3 separate regions of the Homo sapiens genome follow, and all the other regions are linked to region 1. A link is a contact called in ENCODE Hi-C or POLR2A ChIA-PET data. All regions are on one chromosome and are shown on one strand. Each heading gives the region's core, a stretch centred on a gene start or an enhancer-like site at or near the end of the contact. The rest is flanking DNA. Distances are from core to core; before and after follow the strand shown.

Region 1 (3,937 bases), core at 866-3,365:
AAAAATCCAAAAACTGGAAGGAAAAATCAGTGTTTAATGGAATAAAAGTGTGACTAGTGTTTCAAATTACTGTTTGAACCTGTGTAGACTGTGATGCATTTATCTTTGCTCCCTATATATCTAGTACACAAATTCTTCACACATAGTAGGAGCTAAATAATTTTTCATTTTAATTGAAAAAATAAAAATTATCATGAGTATCTGAGAACTATCTTAGTTCTCAGACAGTAAGAGAATTAGTACCTGAGAACTAAGATAGTTGTTCATAAAACTATATTCAGAAAAATTCTGGCTTTCTAGAAAGACATGTCATGGGAATTCTGAGAGATGTCTGCAGTAATTCACAATTATTACTAACAGGATGTAGGTGCTGACAGCTAAGTAAGTCAAGTCAGCTTCATCAGCTAAGAAATCAGCATTGGTGCTAGACACTTCTTTATCTCATGCAATCCTCAATAACCCTACAATGTGAATATTATTCAATTTATAAATTATTACATGGTAAAGACCTTTGTGGCCCTCCTGTATTTTTGAAAATATAAATGTATTTGCAATGCCAAGAGCAAATCATAGAAAAAGGTACTAAAGGCAAGAAACAGCTATTCATGACCTATTACTAAAGAAATCAAAAGATCTGTTCCTCACATTTGCTTGCTCTTTTGGAACATTCATACTGGCCAGAGCAATAATTATTGATAAATGAGCTTCAAAATCATTCTTTGGCACAACAGATCAGTAATAACATCTGTGAAAATGTAATATCACAACATAAACACTCGAAGCCACAGAGAAGAAAATAATGCGGTTTGGTGTGGTTTCATTTAGGGGAGTGCATTACATATTTTTTGAACAAGCCATTCTCTCTATAAAACCCAGCTAGCAAATCTGCCTTGCCTATTATCATTGTGAGAATAATGTAGCAAACAGATGGAGGGTTTCATACAATTTGTTGAACTAAATTTAACAGGTTTGGCTGTGAGTGTTAACTTATTTTTATATTCTATTTGTGCTGTGTTTGTAATAGATGCACACACATGAATAAAAACAGAAAATCTGTACACCTAGTACAGCTGGTTTGATAATGTTTTTATTATAGCACCATATACTTCTAATTATAAGGCTTTATATTTGGGCCACCAAGAAATTCTGGCTGCAGAGCTGCTTATGTGGCATTCACATAACAAAAAATATAAATACCATAGAAACATTTGAACCCCTCCTCCACTGATGGCACCATATGTGAAAGGAACTAGGACCATAGTCATTAAATTAATAATAACCTACTAAATAAATGAACAATCGAAGAGCACACTACAACACTTAATAGGTGGCATTCATTTGGCTTACAGGTCCAAGTAGGACTCATCGGTGACAGATGAAACATAGAACACTATGTCAAAAATATGAGTCCAGAAAATTGAGTGCCATTAAATGTTAAATGGTAGCAAGAATCCTCAAACTTCAACTCAACTTTATGATGTGAATTCTACTGTTAAGGAAGCTCTCATTTTATCAACACAAGGAACCAATTGGAACATAACTGAAAAACCATTTTTAAGCAATATCCTCCTAAAATTACTTATTAACTCATATTACCCTGTGATCATATTTCCCATTCATTGAAATGGCAGGATGGAAGCTATAAAAGTAATGTATGTGATTGTATCGAGAAGTAAAGAGTGCGAGTCATCAGGAACCTCTCCTCTACACCCAAAAATAAGATGGACACATAGGAGACACATATAAACACAGTCACATACACACCAAAGAAGATCCAAGTGGGGGAAAAAATAGCAAGGTGCAGGTCCACATTCAGAATTTTACATTCTCCAGGGATACAATAATATAATATACATGAAGCTGGCTTAAGAAAAAGCCTTCTAAATTTATTTGAATTAAACAGTCCTTTATTTAAGTAGACTGTACTCACCAATAAATTGCAACATATTTTGAATTTGCACCTCTGATGTTTGAAAAAACATCTATAATTAGGAAACAAGGCCTGAGCCCTTCTTGCCCTCAATTAAAGTCCCTGCTCTCCTTGTCAAGGCTTCACAGTTCCTCTTTCTCTTATGCTTGACAGAGCAAAGGGAGGTGAAAGAGTCACTGATTTTAATCTCACTAGCCTTTCCCCAGGTGCCAGCCTTAGCAAGATTTTTATTATTGAAGAGGAATATGACACAATCTCATTCATCTGGCAGGTCCTCTTAAGCTATTTTTGTTTGAATATTAATAGTAACAAAACAAAGTTAAAGTAATGGTATGGATCAGACATGGACCACCCAGAGACTATGTTCTTTAAAGCTGATCAGAAGTTAGATTTTTAACACTTTCTAAAGCAAACCAGTATCTGTTACAAAGTAAGAAAAGTGATTTTTACATAATAATCATAGATATGTAGTGATATAGGAAAATGAGATAGAAAACAAGATATAGACTGAAAATAAAACAAAGTGAAAAATTTGCTTGACAAAGTCACCATTGTTCCTGTAGCAAAAAAACCTAGTCCATTCCACTGAGTTTATCTCTTGTCTCTGGACAGTAGGAATTTACCTTCAGTCAATCAATACTCAGTAACCTCTCTGTATGGGGCGCAAAAACTCCCAAAACATTATTTTTAAAGTGTTTAAGTCCCTTTTAATTATATTAATAATAAATGGCACTTTTTGTTTATTCAGTGTCTTTATATTCAGAGATCCAGGATTTTTTACTGAAATTCTCAAATTCAACTACCTTATTATTAACTCTCAATGACTTTTTTGTTTAAATTTTCTAAGAGTATGTACCCTTATGAGTATTTTATATTTTTAAAATTCCCTTCTAATGCTCATCATCACTGGCCATCAGAGAAAGCAAATCAAAACCACAATGAGATACCATCTCACACCAGTTAGAATGGCGATCATTAAAAAGTCAGGAAACAACAGGTGCTGGATACGATGTGGAGAAATAGGAACATTTTTACACTGTTGGTGGGACTGTAAACTCATTCAACCATTGTGGAAGACAGTGTGGCGATTCCTCAGCGATCTAGAACTAGAAATACCATTTGACCCAGCAATCCCATTACTGGGTACATACCCAAAGGATTATAAATCATGCTTCTATAAAGACATATGCACACGTATGTTTATTGTGGCACTCTTCACAATAGCAAAGACTTGGAACCAACCCTAATGTCCAATAATGATAGACTGGATTAAGAAAATGTGGCACATACACACCATGGAATACTATGCAGCCATAAAAAAGGATGAGTTCACGTCCTTTGTAGCGCTTGGGAGCAAACTATCGCAAGAACAAAAAAACAAACACTGCGTGTTCTCACTCATAGGTGGGAATTGAACAATGAGAACACTTGGACAAAGGAAGGGGAACATCACACACCGGGGCCTGTTGTGGGGTGGGGGGATGGGGGGAGGGATAGCATTAGGAGAAATACCTAATGTAAATGACGAGTTAATGGGTGCAGCACACCAACATGGCACATGTATACATATGTAACAAACCTGCATGTTGTGCACATGTACCCTAGAACTTAAAGTATAATAAAAATATATATATAAAAAATAAATAAATAAAATTCCCTTCTAAAAAAATCCCTTCTGGTAATAATCTTTCTTTCAATTACTGTTAGCATTAAATATTTTTTAAAGCCATAATTGCCCATATTCTTCATCTTTCTTTGTATCTCTAGATTCTATTTTTCTCCCCACTTCTTACTAAGAATCTTTATGAGGGATTTTTTTTCTTTTTTAAGTCCTCTGAATTACTTTAATTGCTCAGTTTTCTAAACTATTCTTTTTTTTTTTTTTTTTTTGAGACAGGGTCTTGCTCTGTTGCCCAGGCTGGAGTGCAGTGGTGTGATCTCAGCTCATGCAACCACCACCTCCTGGGCTCAAAGGATCTTCCAACCTCAGCCTCCCAAACAGCTGGA
Region 2 (3,501 bases), core at 503-3,002, 47 kb before region 1:
GAATCAGTACTCTCCTATGATCTGTTCATCCTGTAGTGCAGGGCAGACAGTGTCAATGCCACTGTGGACCCCTCGCTAGGCTGACAAAAAAGTCTGGGGAAGACTGTTCAAAGGAGGACATCCAAAGCTGACACCTGGCATCCCAGGTTATTTTCACAAAACTCTAAAAAGGTACAACAAGGAGGAACCTTGGTGACCACAGGCTAAGTCAACCTTCTTCTCTTCTCAGATTTTACACAGGAGGCATCAGACGCCCTAAAATTTAAGTGCGCAGCATCAGTTTATAACCCTAATTGGTAGTAAAACTAGAGGCAGCACCCCAGTGTCCAGCTACTACTATGCTTTCCATGACACAAGACCATCTCTTAACTCACTTCCACACAATTCTTGTTCAATAACCAGTTAGCATTAATTCATGAGGTACCATATCCTGCTCTAACTCCATGGGAAAAAAAAAAAAAAAACACTAACGTAGAAAGTAGAGCATCAACGTGGAGTTCAATCTTCCAGAACTTCCTAGCATTTTCGAACCAAATAAAATAGGATTAGAAATAGAATTTGTTTTCTCTTTACATTTGTCTCTGTAGAGTCTGCTTTTTATGTAGTCTGAGTATAATACTTTTTTTCTCAATCATTAATACTTCTGGCTATTTCAAATCAACCCTCACAGTTATACTAGAGAACCAGGAAGAGAGTAACACTTCAGGAGAAAACATAAGAAGTCTCAGGCAATTACCATTTTCTAATGCTCTGAGGCAATCTCAGCCAAGTACCCAGCCCACCTGTCCCCAGGGGGCTGTGAACAGTCCTAACACCCAGCTCAATTTATACTGTGCCAAACAGCTTTGGCACATCTGCGCTGAGAATGAGATCCAAGAGTTTCAGACAATATGCTCTCTTGAGCTCCATCATATCCCACATTTTATTTTATTTATAAATGGACAAACGATTTATGGCTGCAGTGTGAAATTCAAAGGAGCTGTGCACTTGGCATTTATAGTAGGTCAGGCAGCAGCACACCACCACAAACAATAACGCAAACAGGAAACAAAGGGTCAAGGTTGGGTAGAGGTTTTCAAGGTTTCTTCTGTTATATACAGGACTAATAATAAACTCAGTGGGGACTTCCCATAATGTATGCCCTGTTCAAAGTCAGCATGGACTGGTAATAATCTGCCCACCCTCATCTGTGGGAGGAAAACAGCCATTAACAACAGATTTCAAATGAGGAAGTTTAACATGGTGAGATTTCTAAAGTTAAAAAAGAAAATTAAGGTGTATAACCTTCTTCTTCTTGCTTAAGGGTATTTTTCCTTAGCATCTTCTTCTGACATCTGCCCAAAGTTGTATAAGACTTAAAAATAAATGAAGTGATTAGTAGATTCAAGGCTACCTAGAGCTCTACTAAATAAAATGTTACCCTTACCCTAATGTGGGTTAAAAAAAAAATGCTGAACCTGGGGCCCATTGATTGCTACAATAACCTTCTTTATAAATCTTAACAAAAGAGCTAACAGTATTTTTAAGCAGACCTAATTTTTAGAGAAGTTTAGGTCACAGAAAAAAATGAGTGGAAAGTACAGAAAGTTCCCATATATCACTTTCCCCCACACAAACACAACCTTCCTCTCTATCAACATCCCACACGAGAATGGTACATTTGTTACAACTGATGAACCTACATTGACCCATCATTATCATCCAAAGCCCGTAGTTCACATTAGGGCTCATTCTTGATATTGCACATTCTCTAAGTTTTGACAAATGTATAATGACATGTCTCCACCATTATAGTATCATACAGAATAGTTTCACTGCCCTAAAAATCCTCTGTGCTTCTCCTATTCATCTTTCTGTCCTGCCTATGCCCTGGAAACTACTGATCTTTCAAATAGTTTTAAAGCTTTTCCAGAATAGTTGGAACCATACAGTATGTAGCCTTTTCAGACTGGCCTCTTTAACTTAGTGATATGCATTTAAGGTTCTTCTATGTCTTTTCATAGCTTGATAGCTCATATATTTTTAGCCCTGAATAATATTCCATTGTCTAGATGTATCACAGTGTATTTATCCATTCACCTATTGAAGGATATCTACTTTTCCTCTAAGTTTTGGCAATTATGAATAAAACTGATAGAAACAACCATATGTAAGTTTTTCTGAGAACATAACTTTTCAGCTTATTTGGATAAATATCAAAAAGCAAGATTGCTGGTTTGTATAGTAAGAAAATATTTAGTTTTGTCAGAAACTGCCAAACTATTTTCCAAAGTGGCTGTATCATTTTGCATTTTTACCAGCAACAAATGAGAGTTCCTTTTGTTCCACATCCTCACCAGCATTTGGTATTGACATTGTTTGGGATTTGGGCCATTTTAACAGGCATAGTATTATCTAATTGTTTTAATTTGCAGTTCCCGAATGACATATGATGTGGAGCATCTTTTTCTATACTTATTTGCCATCTATGTAACTATTTTAGTAAGATGTCTGTTCAGGTCTTTTGTTCATTTTTAATTTGGGTTGTTCATTTTCCTGTTGTTGAGTTTTAAGAGTATTTTGTGTATTCTGGATGACCATTCTTTATCAGATATGTCTTTTGTAAGTATTTTCTCCTAGTCTGTGGCTTGTCTTCTCATTCTCTTGACAGTATTTTCTTGTATTTGAAGCAGTCATATCCTTTCATATTAGCAGGTTAAACAAAAGAATGGTTTCAGACAAGCTGCTTACTTTCCTTAGCCTCGGTTTACTTAGTCATAAAATGGGGCCAATAATAGTAGCTATAGTAAAGGGGTTTGTGAAGAATAAAATAATCGAGCATATAAATGTTGGCTGATGATTGCAGAAGCAGCTGCAGCAGCAGGACCTTAGAAGCTTAAAGGAAGTGATGAAATCACTTTAGGAAAATCTATCCCACTCTTAGTACGCTGTACTGAAATCTCTCTTCAAGTGTCTGCTCTCACACAATACAATCAGTTCCATGAGAACAGGGACCATGTCTATTTTGCTGTCTTTCCAGAGTCAAGGATAATATTTGGCTAAATAGTAAGCACTTAATAAGTGAGAGATGAGCTGGCACTCACTAGGCCTATGGCCTTAGAGAATGTCTTGCACCTCAGTGGGACACATACAGCAGATAAAGATTGTTGACTACAGGTCCTCCAGGGTTCCTACCGTCATTCGTTTAATGAATGACTCTATCTCACATCCCAGATTGCATATAAGAGCTATATGTAAAATATATTACCTCCTATGGGCACTCAAACTCCACTTTGAAAGTTATCCCTTGAGATTTTAATAAAGGACTTCATAGTCTGGACTAATGCTTGGGCTGTTCCTAAACTTACAAGTGCCTGTTGCCATACATGAAGTCAGTGTTTGATCTCTGTTCGGAATACTTCAAACTTCAATGTCTGCGTGCATCTGACACCTGCTTTCTCTGCTTGCGTGGACCTGCTCCTTCTTTATTAAAAGAGATAAGGGCCATAGAATAGAACTAAA
Region 3 (3,861 bases), core at 48-2,547, 59 kb after region 1:
TATGTGACTTAATTTCAAAAAAATTCATGAAGAATTAGATTTACTAGATATTAGAAGATTATATATCCTGTAGATGGTACATTTGGATTCCTCATTTAATTTCTGTCTAAAAGGTTCTTAAATAAGAACTATCCACATATATTGAAAAAAAATGCTGTGTTGTTCCTTCTTGGATTTTTTTGAATTATTTAATTTGCTAAACAATGAAATACCCTAATGTTTTAAGCCAAACACTCTTCTTTGGCTCCCAACTGTTTTCAGAAATAACTTTTTCCTTGTTAATTTCCAAATCTTGGCTGCATTTCCTGCTAATTTCAAACATATGTCATATACGAAATACATTATTTTTCCAAACCTAATTTTGGCAAGAGGGAATTTGGAACTGGCATAGAAAGATCTGGGGACAAACAAACAGGACAGCTTGAAGCTGCTACAATTCAATAACAATTTTATCTTTTTCATCCGTCTCTAGGTCCACAAAGGCAAGGGCAGTAACAAGGGGTGAGTGGGCTATGATAAAAATATCAATGTGAGAAAAAACACACCCTGAAGTTTTATGTCTTATCCTATAACTTGATTTCCAAAAAGAATCTGTCACAAATACTAATGATACTAATGATAAAAAATATAAGATGTGAAGTGAACCTAAAACCCTGATAACTAGGGTTATATAACCCTAATATTATTGTTCGAGTTTCCAGAGACTTATAGTCAAAAGAAATAAACAGGTAAAGCAATGTGAAAAAATCCTTCTTAACTTTCAAAAGATTCTCTATATTGGTAACATTTCAATATAGATTCTCTATGCTGAAAACATAAATGCTTTTTATTTTCCTCAGAAACATTCAGACTCATGGTATAGGTAAGTAGGAAGAAAAACTAGTGCAATAAAAAGAAATCGGGTCTAGAGGCATAAAATAGGGTTCTAGTCCCATTCCATCCTTTCCTAAAATAGTGTATTGATTGTAGAAATGACTATAATTATTCACCCCTCTGTATATCAGCAACCTTTCAAATGTTACTTTGCAGTTCATCCCATTAAGAGATGGAGTCTATTTCATGGACCCTTGCAACCTGCTTAGCCAATAAAATGTGAAGGAAGTGGCATTTTGTCAGTTCCAAGCCTAGGCCTCAAGGTGTATGGTGCATTTTCTGTGTTCACTTGTTCTCTCTTATTCACTCTCTCTCTTTCTTCTCCACTCTCCACTGCCTTCATCACAAGAACATGCCTGGGCTAGCCTGCTGGAGGATGAGACACATGGAACAGAGGTGAGTCAGTCTAGTGTCCCAGGCAAAGCTCCAGACAAACAATTAAGTGTAGCCAAGATTAGCAAAGTCACCTAGCCAATTCACAGCTGACCAGAGAAATGTGAGTGAGCTTTGCCAAACCCAGTTCAAGTCAGCAGAAACCACCCAGTTGAGTTAAAGATTCAACTGTTCTAAGCTTCTGGTTATTGTTCCAAGCATATCAATTATTTTTTTTTTAAATAATAGCTAACTGATACCTAGGATAGGTTATGTATAAGCAAGTACAGATGATCCTCAACTTACAATGGGGTTACATCCCAATAAACCCAGTATAAGCTGAAAATACTGTAAATCAAAAATGCACTTAATACACCTAACCTACCAAACATCATAGCTTAGCCTAGCCTCTCTTAAACATGCTCAGAACACTGACATTAGCCTACATTTGGGCAAAATCATCTAACACAAAGCCTTTTTTATAATAAATTATTGAATATCTCATGTAATTTATTGAATATTATACTGAAAGCGAAAAACAGAATGGTTGTATGGGTACTTGAAGTACGGTTTCTACTAAATGTGTATTGCTTTTATACCATCATAAATTTTAAAAATCATGAGTCAAACCACCATAAATCAGCCTATGATAGGTTTATCAGGATGTAACCTCATCATAAGTTGAGAAGCATCTGTGTATTTAAGAAATGTATCTATGTAAGTTACTACTAAGAAGTAAATCTAAGTTTTAGGCAAGTATTAAACTAAAAATCTACAAATGGCTCACTGCTTTTAAAGATGCATGTTTCATCTATCAGAATTAAATATTAAATTTAGGCCCAAATGCAAGAACTGGCTCAGTTACAACTCAGCAGATGGCACCTATTCAAGCACCAAGAGGAGCTTGATTCACAGATTTGAAAAAGTTTAAAAACTCAAACAATAAAATTATTTTTGTATGTCATTGATTTTTAAATGAAGAGATTATTTTAGCAACTTAATTGTTCAATTCAATTTTGAAAAAACTTGCTTTCACTCAGACTCACTTTTAAATTTCCCTTAAGATTAGTTTAGCTTATGGGAGATTCTAGTTTTAAATGGCATCTGGCTGGCTGCCGCTCCCTTATCCTAAAATACCTATACGGACCCAGAAAAAGAGATTAAAAACAGCAATGCTAAAAACTGACTAACTATTGTCTAAATCTGGAAGGAATTTCCTTTAACTATTAAAGCAATGGAGCTGAAATGAGCAAAGAAGGCAATGGCTGATCAATACATCACTCTGAAAATGAAGATGGCCTAGTTGAAGGCTACAGAATTGTCTTTTTCACCCATTCTCTACCCCTTTGGCTTGGAGAGACATGCTTATATCCAATCAGAAGAAAAATAAGTGGTCATTTCTCAACTGAATGGAAGGTGATGTGAGACAGCCATAGTACTTAATACTTCTCCTCCTCTGACTCTTCAACATCTTTTTATATCCTCCAAGTCCCCAAAAATAAAAAGACAGAGTAGTCAAAGAGTACATGAGGATCAGAATTCATATAATGTATCCTAGGTAGAATGATTCCATAATTTTATAAGGTAAGGAAAACACACTAGGAAAGCCTTTAAAAGTTTATTTTAGGAGACCAATCTATGCCCCCTTAACTCAGGCTGCCAAAGAATCAGACTTGGGGCTAAAAAGTGATACTACCATTGTTTAGCTAGAAGAATCAACTTGGTAAATGCCTATAAATATTAATTACTAGAATTTATGCTGAGAACTAAGTACGTCTACCTACCTTTCAGCTAGAAATGGGCTCCATACATTCTCGAGCAGACAATAGAAGAAACTATCTTCACATATACATGTTGGCAAGTAGTAGGTCAAAGATAGCTATTATCTTTCAAGAAGGCATAAAGAAAATAATTATCAAAATAGGGCCAATGGGCTGGGCATGGTGGTTCATGCCTGTAATCCCACCACTTTGGGAAGCCAAGGTGGGTGGATCACCTGAGGTCAGGAGTTCAAGACCAGCCTGCCCAACATTGCAAAACCCCATATCTACTAAAAAACTACGAAAATTAGCTGCGCTTGATGGCGGGAGCCCGTCATCCTAGCTACTCAGGAGACTGAGGCAGGGAGAATGGCTTGAACCTGGGAGGCAGAGGTTGCAGTGTGCCGAGATAGTGCCACTGCACTCCAGCCTGGGTGACAGAGCAAGACTCTGTCTCAAAAAAAAAAAAAAAATTAGAGCCAGTGGACTTCCACTACTAGAAACTAAAGTAGTTATATTTTTCCCTATTTCTCCTGCTAAGTACAATTTAAAAGCCCTGGATGTTTTCTATTAAACAAATATAAGAGGACCCTTTTATTAATATTTTGTGTAGAGACAGAGTCTCACTGTATTGCCCAGGCTGGTCTCACATTCTTAAGCTCAAGCGATCCTCCTGCCTCAGCTTCCCAAAATGCTGAGATTAGAGGCGTGAGCCACTACACCCAACCTTTTCTCTATTCTCTGAGAAATGGAGAAAAGAAGACAGACTAGCTAGACACTTTAAGACCCAAGGAAAAAGACAAGTGGTGGTGAGTTCCCTTTGTTTTCCTATTGCTTCATATATCCCGAGTTTGCA

Evidence for each region. Hi-C counts contacts between places; a loop is a spot of excess contacts on that map. ChIA-PET counts read pairs that join two places held with the same protein, here RNA polymerase II (POLR2A). Pooled maps may share reads with other maps.
Region 2: a map of OCI-LY7 shows a loop between it and region 1 (7-fold over the local background). The contact joins two enhancer-like sites. A Hi-C loop is called at or near these places in 4 of 168 maps with a recorded cell type or tissue (B cell, OCI-LY7, PC-9 and 1 more), 1 of 37 single-sample maps with no recorded cell type and 2 of 50 pooled maps. POLR2A ChIA-PET finds 5 or more read pairs at or near these places in 3 of 52 experiments (OCI-LY7, activated B cell and common myeloid progenitor, CD34-positive).
Region 3: a map of heart right ventricle shows a loop between it and region 1 (4-fold over the local background). The contact joins two enhancer-like sites. A Hi-C loop is called at or near these places in 1 of 168 maps with a recorded cell type or tissue (heart right ventricle) and 1 of 50 pooled maps. POLR2A ChIA-PET finds 5 or more read pairs at or near these places in 1 of 52 experiments (H1).

What each region holds. Positions count from the first base shown.
Region 1 is chr9:82,078,594-82,082,530 of GRCh38, reverse strand. All of the region lies in intron 1 of LOC105376107 (a long non-coding RNA gene), which reads right to left. Among named protein-coding and RNA genes, the nearest start is that of SPATA31D1, 92 kb to the right of the region's middle. Within about 2 kb of position 2,115, at least 2 of the 41 ENCODE cell types and tissues checked have a DNase peak (open chromatin) inside an H3K27ac peak, as active enhancers do; they include B cell and OCI-LY7, where a contact is called at or near this core.
Region 2 is chr9:82,125,807-82,129,307 of GRCh38, reverse strand. The region is part of intron 1 of LOC105376107 (a long non-coding RNA gene); the gene reads right to left. Among named protein-coding and RNA genes, the nearest start is that of SPATA31D1, 140 kb to the right of the region's middle. Within about 2 kb of position 1,752, at least 2 of the 41 ENCODE cell types and tissues checked have a DNase peak (open chromatin) inside an H3K27ac peak, as active enhancers do; they include B cell and OCI-LY7, where a contact is called at or near this core.
Region 3 is chr9:82,018,792-82,022,652 of GRCh38, reverse strand. The region is part of intron 1 of LOC105376107 (a long non-coding RNA gene); the gene reads right to left. Among named protein-coding and RNA genes, the nearest start is that of SPATA31D1, 32 kb to the right of the region's middle. Within about 2 kb of position 1,297, at least 6 of the 41 ENCODE cell types and tissues checked have a DNase peak (open chromatin) inside an H3K27ac peak, as active enhancers do.